2 separate regions of the Homo sapiens genome follow, and region 2 is linked to region 1. Evidence: read pairs that join two places in POLR2A ChIA-PET (ENCODE). Cell type or tissue: OCI-LY7. All regions are shown on one strand. Each heading gives the region's core, and the rest is flanking DNA. Links, peaks and the distances in the headings are about the cores only. Region 1 overlaps BORCS8-MEF2B (BORCS8-MEF2B readthrough). Region 2 overlaps CRLF1 (cytokine receptor like factor 1).

What was found. Peaks named below come from ENCODE experiments on the same cell type or tissue, not always from the same donor. Only the 100,000 strongest peaks of a DNase experiment are listed, where the experiment ranks them.
Region 2: POLR2A ChIA-PET joins it to region 1 with 5 read pairs; 1 of 35 experiments calls an interaction of 5 or more read pairs at or near these places.

What each region holds. Positions count from the first base shown.
Region 1 is chr19:19,153,970-19,156,867 of GRCh38, reverse strand. All of the region lies in intron 5 of BORCS8-MEF2B (BORCS8-MEF2B readthrough), which reads left to right. All of the region lies in intron 1 of MEF2B (myocyte enhancer factor 2B), which reads left to right. Among named protein-coding and RNA genes, the nearest start is that of MEF2B, 15 kb to the left of the region's middle. RefSeq lists an enhancer at 808-987 and a silencer at 1,208-1,277. In OCI-LY7, for the core only: a CTCF peak has its summit at 1,919; DNase peaks (open chromatin) are centred at 716, 1,177 and 1,877; H3K4me3 peaks cover 1,951 bases; H3K27ac peaks cover 2,500 bases.
Region 2 is chr19:18,592,605-18,595,502 of GRCh38, reverse strand. It overlaps CRLF1 (cytokine receptor like factor 1), which reads left to right. Exons shown (of 9, transcript NM_004750.5): 7 at 1,069-1,256; 8 at 1,396-1,438; 9 at 1,924-2,266. The coding sequence ends at 1,937. Among named protein-coding and RNA genes, the nearest start is that of REX1BD, 5.3 kb to the right of the region's middle. RefSeq lists silencers at 813-1,202, 1,223-1,312 and an enhancer at 1,946-2,447. In OCI-LY7, for the core only: CTCF peaks have their summits at 795 and 1,005 (motif pointing left); DNase peaks (open chromatin) are centred at 1,102 and 1,562; H3K4me3 peaks cover 1,833 bases; H3K27ac peaks cover 625 bases.

The DNA.
Region 1 (2,898 bases), core at 140-2,639:
AGCCTGGGCAACACAGCAAATCGCCATCTCTATAAAAAGTTTTTAAAAATTTGCTGGGTGTGGTGACACATAGCTGTAATCCCAGCTACTCGGGATGCTGAGGCTGGAGGATCACTTGAGCCCAGGAGTTCAAGGCTACAGTGAGCTATAATTGCACCACTGAACTCCAGCCTGGGCGACAGAGGAAGACCCCATCTCAAAAACAAAAAAAGTGACTCGGCTAGATCCCGTCTATTTCAAAGATCTAAGTTCACTGAAATAATGCTGCACTTTCCTGTTCTGTGAGATTTGAGAAAATAGCTGTAAAACCACCTGGGCCTTTAAACATGTTTTTTAGTTATTATTTTAATTTTGAAATTATTATTCTTTTTTAGAGACAGAGTCTCACTCTGTTGCCCTGGCTGGAGTGCAGCAGCTCAAAGCTCACTGCAGCCTTGAACTTTATTGCCTTTAAAAAAAAAATTTTTTTTTTTAGAGATAGGGGTCTCGCTATGTTGCCTAGGTTGGTCTTGAACCGCTAGGCTCAAGCAATCCTCCCACCTCGGCCTCCCAAAGTGCTGGGATTACAAGTGTGAACCATCATGCCCAGCCCACTTTATTACCTTTTTAATGGTAGGTCCTGAGTCACCTTTCTAATCTTCTATGGTTGTTGGTCTACTTAAGCTTTCTACTTCTTCTGAGGTCAGCTTGGCTCAGTGACTTGCACAGGTTGATACTTAATAAACGCTAAGTATGAGGGTGCAATGAAAGGAGTAGGAAGGTACTGGACTCTTAGCTTCAAATTCCCACCTCCCTCCCCTTCTACTCAGGCTCCCATCCAGCCTCTGCGTCTACATCCAACTACATGCCTCCTCCCCCAAGAAGCTCTCCTGGGTTTCTTCTCCTGTTCTTTCTTCTGTGCTCCATTCCTTGGTCAATAGGTCCACCTCTGTGCTTCTGCGCTGGGCAGATGCCACAGCTCTCTGATTTCTGGCTGGACAAAGCAGGGAGGGTATGTGTGTGCGGAAGAGGCCTCCCCAAACCTCAGCTTCCCCCCTCGTGCCTGGCACATTCAGCCTGTGCTGCCACCTCCCCCAGCAGTTCCGATCACACCAACATCTGGAGAATGGGCCACCAGGGTCTGTCTGCGGCTCTGGGCAGGGATTTGCATGTGACTACAAATATACATGCACACTCTGGCCTGCCGCCTCCGCATTCTTTGCCTGGCCCTTCACACCTGGGCCCGAGACAGGTCAATGCTGAGTGGCTGGATTTGCATGTGCATGTATTTCTGGGCAGGGTATCAGCTGGGGCAGTCTGAGAGGAAGTTGTTGAGGGAAGCTGTAGGGTTGTGGAGGGGGTCAGTGACATCTCTGTTGATCTACTCTGCTCACCAAACCTTACTGTCCATTCCTGGCCCTGATCCAGAGGGGCTTTTAGTCTGGAGGAGACAAATCTGGATATATATACCCCCAATGCCATGGAATCTGACCTAGAGGAGGATGGTGACTCTGGGAGACCAGAAGAATGGCAGGGAGGACTTCCTAGAGGAATGGGTTTTTTGAACTGGGTTTTGACGTTTGGATAGGAGTTGGCTTGGTGAAAAAGGGGAAAGGGTCCTTCTAGTCAGAGATATTTATCGAAGAGAGAGAAGTAGGCAAGAGCTGATTTGGGAAGAAGACTTGAATGCCAGGCTAGGTGCTAGAACTTTCTCATAAGGGCAGTGGGGAGCCATGGAGAGTGTATGAGCAGGAGGGGGCCATGCTCAGAGCTGTGTTTGGTTGGGTAGATTCCCTCAGGGGCTAGAGTGGAGGATGGCTTTGGTTCCAATGTCACTGGGGTTCAGGAGAGTGAAACTCCTGCGTGAGTTCATCTGCACCTGTCAGGCCTGCCTCCAGAGTTGGTGTAGGGCCTGCTGGCTTCTGGAGGACTAACGCACCCTGGAGTACAGTGACTTAAAGTGCAAGGCACAGGCCTAGCACAGAGGGGGCCCTACCCCCAGTCTCTGTCAAGACGGACACAGCCCTTGCCTTCTCTCCAGCCGCCCATGATCTCCACCCTGGCCTCCAACAGACCTGCTCCCCATGGAAGCCATGAGCTGAGTCTTAAAATAATAAACCAAGCCCCATCCCTTCTCTGCTTAAAACCTTCTCATAGTGGCTCACGCCTGGAATCCCAGCACTTTGGGAGGCTGAGGCCAGCGGATCCCTTGAGGTCAGGAGTTCAAGATCAGCCTGGCCAACTTGGCAAAACCCTGTCTCTACTAAAAATACAAAAATTAGCCAGGTGTGGTGGTGCACACCTGTAATCTCAGCTACTTGGGAGGCTGAAGCAGGAGAATCGCTTGAACCCGGGAGGTGAAGACTGTGCCACTGCACTCCAGCCTACATGACAGAGCAAGCCTCTGTCTCAAAAAATAAAATAAAAGGCTGGGCGCGGTGGCTCATGCCTGTAATCCCAGCACTTTGGGAGGCCAAGGCGGGCGGATCATGAGGTCAGGAGTTTGAGACCAACCTGACCAATATGGTGAAACACCATCTTTACTAAAACTACAAAAATTAGCTGGGCATGGTGGCACATGCCTGTTGTCCCAACTACTTGGGAGGCTGAGGCAGAAGAATCACTTGAACCTGGGAGGTGGAGGTTGCAGTAAGCCGCGATCACGCCACTGCACTTCAGCCGGGGTGACACAGCAAAACTCCATCTCAAAAATATATATATATTAAAAATAAAAAATAAAATACAATAGGAAATAAAATAAAATATGCTCTCATAGCTCCACATCACTCTTAGACCAAAATCCACAGCCCTCCTCCAGCTCAGAAGGCCCACAGTGGGCCAGGTACAGTGGCTCACACCTGGAATCCCAGCACTTTGGGAGGGTGAGGTAGGAGGATCACTTCCAGCCAGGAGTTTGAG
Region 2 (2,898 bases), core at 1-2,500, 560 kb after region 1:
ACACAGGTCTAAACTTAGTTCACCGGGAAGACCAAGCTCACTCTGGCTCGTGAGATGATAGGGAAACTGAGGCCCAGAGAGGGTCCCAGAGCTAGGGAGGGGTAGAGTCAGGCTCCAGCCAGCTCCCCAGCCCCTATCCTGGGCCCCTCCAGGTTCAGGGGTGGGCGGGAGCAAGCGCAGCCGGGAGGGGCCTGAGCCTTGGCCCCTGCTCGTGCCCGGCACCTGCGATTCTTGCACAGGAGCCAGCAGGCCGCTGCGTCCGCAGGGGAGGCTGGGGAGGCCGGGGAAGGCCAGCAGGGGCGGCGGGGGCCGGGGCCGTGCCAGGGCCTGTCAGCGGGTCCCCGGCTTTATTTATGACGTGAGGCCGATGTCCTTATCCGCCGGCCTGCTGGGGGCTGGCTGCAGCCGGCAGCTGGACCGACAGGCAGGCCTCCCACCTGGCCCTCCTGGCCCACTCCCTGTCCCATGGGCCCATGCTGGGGACAGTCCCATGGGGTCATCTTGCACTCGGTCTCCCTTCATCTGTCACTCTTCCTCTGTGTCTCTGTCTCGATCTCTTTGTCCCTATGTCCCCAGGGTTTCTGTCCTACCCTGATCAGGCCCTTTCCTCCTGGGCTGACACCCTTGGCTTTCACCCACCCTGCGTCTCCATCTCTCCATCCCTGGCCCCGGCTCTCTCATCCGTGCGTCTTTCTCCCTTTCTCTTTTTCGGCCCCCTGCTCTGTCTGTCTATCTCTATGTCTCATCCCCCCGGCTCTGGCCTCTCTCATTCTCCCCTCCCCCCACTCCACTCGCACCTGGCTCAGGCCACAGGAATCGGGTTCCTGGAGGAGATGTGGAGGAGGAGCCCCTTCCTTCCCCCTCCCCCCCACCTCCCCAGGGGCGCAGCCGGGCCAGGGGCGCAGCTGGGCTGCTGTGCAGGGCCGCGGGGAGGACTCGGTCCTTGAGAAACGGGGAGGGAGGTTCCCCGAGGGGAGCATGGTCCCGCCGCGCCGGGGTCTCCCCTCTCCTGCCCGCGCGCACCCCCTGCCGGGCGCGCTCTGACACTGCCGCTCCGCCCACCACCAGAGCGCCCGGGCCCGGGCGGCGGGGCGTGCGAACCGCGGGGCGGAGAGCCGAGCTCGGGGCCGGTGCGGCGCGAGCTCAAGCAGTTCCTGGGCTGGCTCAAGAAGCACGCGTACTGCTCCAACCTCAGCTTCCGCCTCTACGACCAGTGGCGAGCCTGGATGCAGAAGTCGCACAAGACCCGCAACCAGGTAGGAAGGAGGGACCCTCGGGCGTGGGGGTGGGGACAGGGAGCTGGGGGGGCCCAGAAAACAGGGGAGGGGGAAGACAGCAGGCTGTGGACGCAGGTCTGCAGCCCCCACGACACCTCTGCCTTCCTTCCAAGCACAGGACGAGGGGATCCTGCCCTCGGGCAGACGGGGCACGGCGAGAGGTAAGGTGGGCCTGAATGGGTGGGCGGGAGGGAGCAAGGGGAGGGCCCCTTCCGGTGGCTGCAGGTCTTGTTCACACCCCCACGCCTCCCAACCCCAGCCTTAGAGTCGCTGAGATGGAATCCGTCCTCTTCCTTTGTTATTCATCAGCATTTACTTAGCACTTACTGTATAACTGGCATTGTCTCCTTTAGCCTAAGAACATTCAATGCCCTGAAAATGTCCGAAGTGGAATCTCCTCCGAAATGAATGAACATACTCACCCTAGTTAGCACGCATGGGCGCCTACTGCATACTGGCTCCGCGCCAAGTGCTTTACCTGCAGCTCAGATAGCCTCGCCAAGGCCCGGAGAGGGGCAGGACCCTGCCCAAAGTCACACAGCCAGAAGCGGTGGGGACAGGACACGAATGAAGCCTCCTTCAGTGGCTCTGTGGTGCGGCCCTCTCCTGGACTCCCTGCTTAGCTTGGCTTCCCCTCTGCCTGCAGGTCCTGCCAGATAAGCTGTAGGGGCTCAGGCCACCCTCCCTGCCACGTGGAGACGCAGAGGCCGAACCCAAACTGGGGCCACCTCTGTACCCTCACTTCAGGGCACCTGAGCCACCCTCAGCAGGAGCTGGGGTGGCCCCTGAGCTCCAACGGCCATAACAGCTCTGACTCCCACGTGAGGCCACCTTTGGGTGCACCCCAGTGGGTGTGTGTGTGTGTGTGAGGGTTGGTTGAGTTGCCTAGAACCCCTGCCAGGGCTGGGGGTGAGAAGGGGAGTCATTACTCCCCATTACCTAGGGCCCCTCCAAAAGAGTCCTTTTAAATAAATGAGCTATTTAGGTGCTGTGATTGTGAAGGTGAGTTTGGGGCCTGCCTGGCCTGGGGTGGGGGCTGTGAGATTTGAGGGGAATGTGAGGCGTCTTAATGACCCTTTGAGATTAGAATTTTCACCTCCCAGGACTTCAGACTGTCTATCCAGTATTTGCAAGGTCTGATTCTGAACTCCTTGGAGAATGTGATTCAAAATACCTGAGCTGGCTGGCTGCAAAGGCTCATGCCTGTAATCCCAGAACTTTAGGAGGCCAAGCTGGGAGCACTGCTCAAGGCCAGGAGTTGGGGACCAGCCTGGGCAACAAAGGGAGACCTCATCTCTACTAAAAGCAAAAAATTGGCCAGGCGCCATGGCTCACGCCTGTAATCCCGCCACTTTGGGAGGTTGACATGGGTGGACCACATGAGGTCAGGAGTTCAAGACCAGCCTGACCAACATGGAGAAACCCCGTCTCTACTAAAAATACAAAATTAGCTGGGCGTGGTGGTGCATGCCTGTGATCCCAACTACTCAGGAGGCTGAGGCAGGCGAATCACTTGAACCCAGGAGGTGCAGATTGCAGTGAGCCGAGATCGTACCATTGTACTCCAGCCTGGGCAAAAAGAGCAAAACTCTATCTCAAAAAAAAAAAAAATTAACTGGGC